Linked DNA regions of Homo sapiens: region 2 is linked to region 1. Evidence: read pairs that join two places in POLR2A ChIA-PET (ENCODE). Cell type or tissue: IMR-90. All regions are shown on one strand. Each heading gives the region's core, and the rest is flanking DNA. Links, peaks and the distances in the headings are about the cores only.

Region 1 (2,816 bases), core at 317-2,816:
ATAATTTAAAAAGATTGATTAGCAGGCGGTATAAGAGCAGACAAGTAACAGCCAAAGAGATAATCCCATTATCAATTTCTCATTTGAAGTTTGATCAATTTTCATACTCTTGTTCAATTCCTTTCACTCACAATGGTTGAGCCCTCCCAATTCTCCACTTGCCCTGCCAAATCTCAAAGAGCTTATCACGCCATTCAATTAGCAAATAAAACCTCTCTGGCATTTCTTACATTTGCAAAGAGCTTTTAGGATATATTTGCTAATAAAATCTCCCATTTTAAGTCTTATGTTTAGCACTAAACTAGACAAGATAAAAATTGGGAATATAATACCCCTCCCCACAAGTAATCTTTTTATTTTTGGCTAATGGAGTGATTCAAATATTATTAAATGATTTGATTACCTTTTCAGAGAAACTTAGTTGTTGCTTGCAACTACAGCATCCAGGAAAGGAGGAAAAATAATACTTATATAAAACTGGTTGCGAATATATGCAAGGGAAAAAAGTATTAATGTTTTCTTCCCAATACATTTATAAGGAGAAATCTGGAGTAGATGAAGATACAAGTACAAGGATGTTTACATTCAGGCAAGCTAGGATCACAGAGAACCCTAGGATCCCAACCTTGGCCAGCAAAGCACACTGCTTCTCCCCTAGAGTAGTCCTAGAAAGGCTGGTACAAAAACCAGTGTACTGATTAGGCTGAGCAGTGAACTGCATCTTCCACAGGTGATGAGGGGGGAAAAAATGGAATAAATGGCAATTTCCTGCTATTCCACACAGGGAATGTTCAGCTTCTGGTTCATGAGAAAATATAAGTACTATATACGCCTCACAGACAGGTTCAAAAAAGCATTTGTTAGCAGTGATTTGCCAAGTTTCATACTCTGTTGAGAATATTAAGAGCCCATATCCAAAGTTGGAAGGCTAAAGCCTGGTTAATGGGTTTAGGAAGGTACTATTCTCCACAGGGGAGGGCTTCAGAAGAGTAATTGTCCCTGTTCTCATGCCATTAGCATTACGGCATAGACTGATTTCCACTGCAGTTGAACAAATAATAGAAACTGTTCAAGTAGCCTAACACAGAAAACTCACTTTAAGATTTCACATTAATACAACAAGAGAACAGATAGAATTAAGTGTATTTTGTGCTCAAAAGATATTGGTTTACTCTATACTCCCTATTTCCCTCACTGCCTTGATATTAAAAGAAAACATACAATTGGGTTGTGCACTCACTACTTTAAACTGCTTGCTTTAAGTCTGCATTAGAGAAATGCAAAGTCAGGCACTTGAGAGAACAGGTTCAGACAAATGAGACTTTAAAGACGCCAAGCAGAATGCTTGTCCTCCAGCCCTTTCCTCTGCCTCTAGATGCTAATGCACACTGCCTTGGTGTAGAAAGGACTGAAATGTCTCAAGTGTAGAAAGGGTTATGACTTTTTATAACCAAGTGAGATTTTCTGAACCTCTCAGCAACACTAGCTGGGTTTTATACACATCTGAGTCATGGGAAGAATCAATTTTATGACTAAGAGATTTCCTATGACTGTCAGTGGCTACTTTTGCTTCACACACACACACACACACACACACACACACACACACGCAAAACAGACAAACAAAAAAACTAGTTGTTAGTATCAGAGCAACCTTCTTAGCTGAAGGACTGTTCACACCAAGCCTTTATATCCCCCAGGGGTACTAAGAACCAGCCAAGGAAGGCAAATTTCAGAAGCTTTCCCGACAAACACAATTCAGGGATAAGGGGTTCAATGTGCAAAGTCTTTTATTTAAAATTTTAGAAGTTAAGACTTACGACCACCTCAGTATATGCCATTCCTAATAGAAGGAGGTATGACGGTTTCAAACTCGTGCAGAGCTGCATTTTCATTTACAAGTCTCTGTAGGCACTTTAGAAGTGAAGCTTGGCTTCAAAATACAAACACTGGGGGCTTTGGCTCAACCTTTTAATATAAAAAAATTCACTGATGTACAAAAATTTGAAAGTGTGACAATGACAATTATGAAATCCTGTGACTGAAAGTCCCCTCGAGTGCACTCTGTGGTGCACATGCGCCCGCCCACACAAACTCTGGCATGGAAACATAAACTAATGCAAACCAGTGCTACCCAGAAGCACCAACACGTGTGTTCTCCATTCCACCAATCACAGACCAGTATCTACTCCAAACATCCAGTAACGAAAACTATGGCATCTTCCCAGGAACAGCAAGGCAGGCTTCTTACTCACGATGAACCAGCACGAATAAACCCAGCAAAAAGAGAACTGCATACTAGAAAATAAACACAGAACCACAAGTCAGAGAAGCGTTGAAAAGTTCAGAGGTTCTAAGAGTTAATTAACAAATTGGTCTTTGTGAATATATCGCTAAACTACCCAATTATTCTTTCATCTTTTAACTATAATCCATTTAAAAGTTTCCAATACTAAGCAAAATATCACATTTCTTTAAATAATTTTCTTTTTTTTTTTTTTTTGAGACAGTCTCACTTTGTCACCCAGGCTGGAGTGCAGCAGCAACCTCCACCTATCATATTCAAGCAATTCTCGTGCCTCAGCCTCCCCAGTAGCTGGGATTACAGGTGTGTACCACCATTCCTGGCTAATTTTTTTGTATTTTTAGTAAAGACAGGGTTTTGTCATATTGACCAGGCTGTTCTCGAACTCCTGACCTCAGGTGATCTGCCTGCCTCAGCCTCCCAAAGTGCTGGGATTACAGGCGTGAGCCACTGCGCCCAGGCTAATAATTTTTTTTTTTTTTTAATAGAGACGGGGTTTCGCTATGTTGCC
Region 2 (2,816 bases), core at 6-2,505, 89 kb after region 1:
GTTGACCAGGCTGGTTTCAAACTCCTGGCTTGAAGCGATCCTTCCACCTCGGCCTCCCAAAATGTGGGATTACAGGTGTGAGTCACTGTGCCTGGCTGCCATTAATCTTTTTTTTTTTTTTGAGATGGAGTCTCACTCTGTCCCCCAGGCTAGAGTGCAGTGGCATGATCTCAGCTCACTGCAACCTTCACCTCCCAGGTTCAAGCAATTCTCCTGCCTCAGCCTCCCAAGTAGCTGGGACTACAGGCACACGCTGCCATGTCTGGCTTTTTCTTTTTTGTATTTCAGTAGAGATGGGGTTGCACCATGTTGCCCAGGCTGGTCTCAAACTCCTGAGCTCAGGCAGTCCGCCCACCTCGGCCTCCCAAAGTGCTAGGATTACAGGCGTGAGCCACTGTGCCCAGCCGTTAATCCTTTTTTTTTTTCTTTTTTTTTGAAATGGAGTCTTGCTCTGTCGCCCAGGCTAGAGTGCAGTGGCAAGATCTCGGCTCACTGCCACCTCCGCCTCCCAGGTTAAAGGAATTCTCCTGCCTCAGCCTCCCGAGTAGCTGGGACTACAGGCGCCTGCCACCACACCCGGCTAATTTTTTATTTTTTTTAGTAGAGATGGGGTTTCACCATCTTGGCCAGGCTGGTCTCGAACTTCTGACCTTGTGATCCACCCGCCTCGGCCTCCCAAAGTGCTGGGATTACAGGCATGAGCCACAGCGCCCGGCCCCGTTAATCCTTTAAAAAAAATTTTTTTTTGAGACCGTCTCGCTCTGTTGTCTAGACTGTAGTGCAGTGGCGTGATCATGGCTTACTGCAGCTTTGACCAACCAGGCTTAGGTGATCCTCCCACCTCAGTCACCCAAGTAGCTGGGACTACAGGCGTGCACCACCACACCAACTAATTTTTTTGTATTTTTTTGTAGAGATGGGGTTTTGCCATGTTGCCCAGGCTGGTCTTGAACTCCTGAGCTAGGCAATCGGCCCCTCTTGGCATCCCAAAATGCTGGGCTTACAGGTGAGAGCCATGGCGCCTGGCCTATTATTCTTAATTAGCATGTGTACTTGTATTTAAAGTCTTGGGGAGGCCAGGTAAGGTGGCTCACACCTGTAATCCCAGCACTTTTGGGGGCTGAGGTGGGTGGATTGCTTGAGCCCAGGAGTTTGAGACTAGCCTAGGTAACATAGCAAAACCCCATCGCTACTGAAAATCCAAAAAAAAAAAAAAAAAAGCTGGGCATAGTGGCACAGACCCGTATTCAGTCCCAGCTACTTGGGAGGCTGAGGTGGGAGAATCACCCAAGGCTGGGAAGTCTAGGATGTAGTGAGCCGTGATTATGCCTCTGCACTCCAGTCTAGGTGACAGAGTGGGACTTTGTCTCTAACTAACTAAATAAGTAAAATTTTCTGGAACCTTTTTGCAACAGCATTCTACTCTTTTTTGCCAATTCAGTTACAGTAGATACCTACCTTAAAGCCTCTTCTTATGGTCTCCCTATGCCCTTTGCCTTGCTAAAGGAACAACCTCAAGATTTTAAATATAAGTAAACATTCTAATTAAGAACAGTATTCCACAGTTGCTTATAAAAGCAACTGTGGACCCAATCCAGAGTTGGTGCTCTGTAGAGCATAAAAGAATCATGTGAGATGAACTTCGCCCTCCAGGATTTCCCCCACTGAAAGCAATTAGAGAACAATTTGCTTTCAGACCAGAAGTGTCTTAAGGGGGCTTTTCTTTCTGAGGGTGGTGGTTATTGGCACACAGGTCACCCTCTGAGATGGCTGGGATTACCTCTAGGGAACATTCTCTAGTACCCAAAATGTACTGAATGGCCATTTGGGAGGAGAGAGGTGGTGGCCATGAAGTATTCTGATCTTTCATTACTTGTCTCCCCTTGACGCTGCTTCCTAAGTGCTGTGCCCTTTAGGAGAAGCTGGCCTCCTATCCACAAAGTATGAACCCCAGTGTCTGTCATTCCATCATTATAGCTCCATTCCTCTGAGTCTAAGGCTTTTGCATTTCCATCTTAGAGTCCTGTTTTAAATTATTTATACCCCCTGGGAGAGGTCATACTCTTTAGTACATCATCACCAAACAGTAGGTTTAATTACCAGGAATTAATTAAGTCAACTGAGAGAAAGACTGGGACCCAGGCAGGCACTTGGGGGCAAGAGTGTCTGAAGGGACACACTTCTGCATGGGAGGAGAGAAGTGAGGGCAGCAAAAGAAACATTCATTCATATCAGTTCCTGCAGTGAATGTTGTTGTACCACCTCATTGCTGACTCTGGGCCCACCTTGGTGGTCCTGCTGGCTGGGACATAGGGTACAGCGTGGGCTAGCCCTGCCTTGTACAGGGGTTTTGAGGCAGAGTTGGAATTTGAGCCAAGTCTTTAAGGATTGGGGAGATTCCCCCCCCCCCCACCCTGCCATTTAAAAAGTAATATGTGCTTAGTTTAGAAAATTTGGGAACAATCAGGAAGAAATTCTGGTAATTCTTCCTAATGATAGACAGTTGAGATGGATAGGCAGAGGGGAGTGATCCTTTTAAAATGTCAGTCTGATAGAATTTGAGGATAAGTGGTTAAAAAAAAAAAGAACCACCTACAACAAATAAAATATTGGTCTGAGCACATCATTCTTCTACTCCAAATCCTCCTGTACTCTTTCGTCTTAGAGTCAAAGTCAAAGACCTAGCAATGGCCTGCCATCATCTGCTTCCCAGCCATATCTCCTACTCCTTCTGCTTCAGGGCCTTTCTCTTCCTTCTTGTTCATCCCTCCGCCTAAAACCTCTTCTCCCCCATATTCTCATGGCTTGCTCTCTCA

What was found. ChIA-PET counts read pairs that join two places held together with the same protein. Peaks named below come from ENCODE experiments on the same cell type or tissue, not always from the same donor. Only the 100,000 strongest peaks of a DNase experiment are listed, where the experiment ranks them.
Region 2: POLR2A ChIA-PET joins it to region 1 with 5 read pairs; 14 of 35 experiments call an interaction of 5 or more read pairs at or near these places.

Annotation. Positions count from the first base shown.
Region 1 is chr15:84,667,772-84,670,587 of GRCh38, forward strand. SEC11A (SEC11 homolog A, signal peptidase complex subunit) reads right to left here. Exons shown (of 6, transcript NM_014300.4): 6 at 1,773-2,298. The coding sequence ends at 2,248. Among named protein-coding and RNA genes, the nearest start is that of NMB, 11 kb to the left of the region's middle. In IMR-90, for the core only: no CTCF peak of the experiment used is centred there; a DNase peak (open chromatin) is centred at 1,520.
Region 2 is chr15:84,757,556-84,760,371 of GRCh38, forward strand. The region is part of intron 1 of ZNF592 (zinc finger protein 592); the gene reads left to right. Among named protein-coding and RNA genes, the nearest start is that of ZNF592, 10 kb to the left of the region's middle. In IMR-90, for the core only: no CTCF peak of the experiment used is centred there; no DNase peak of the experiment used is centred there.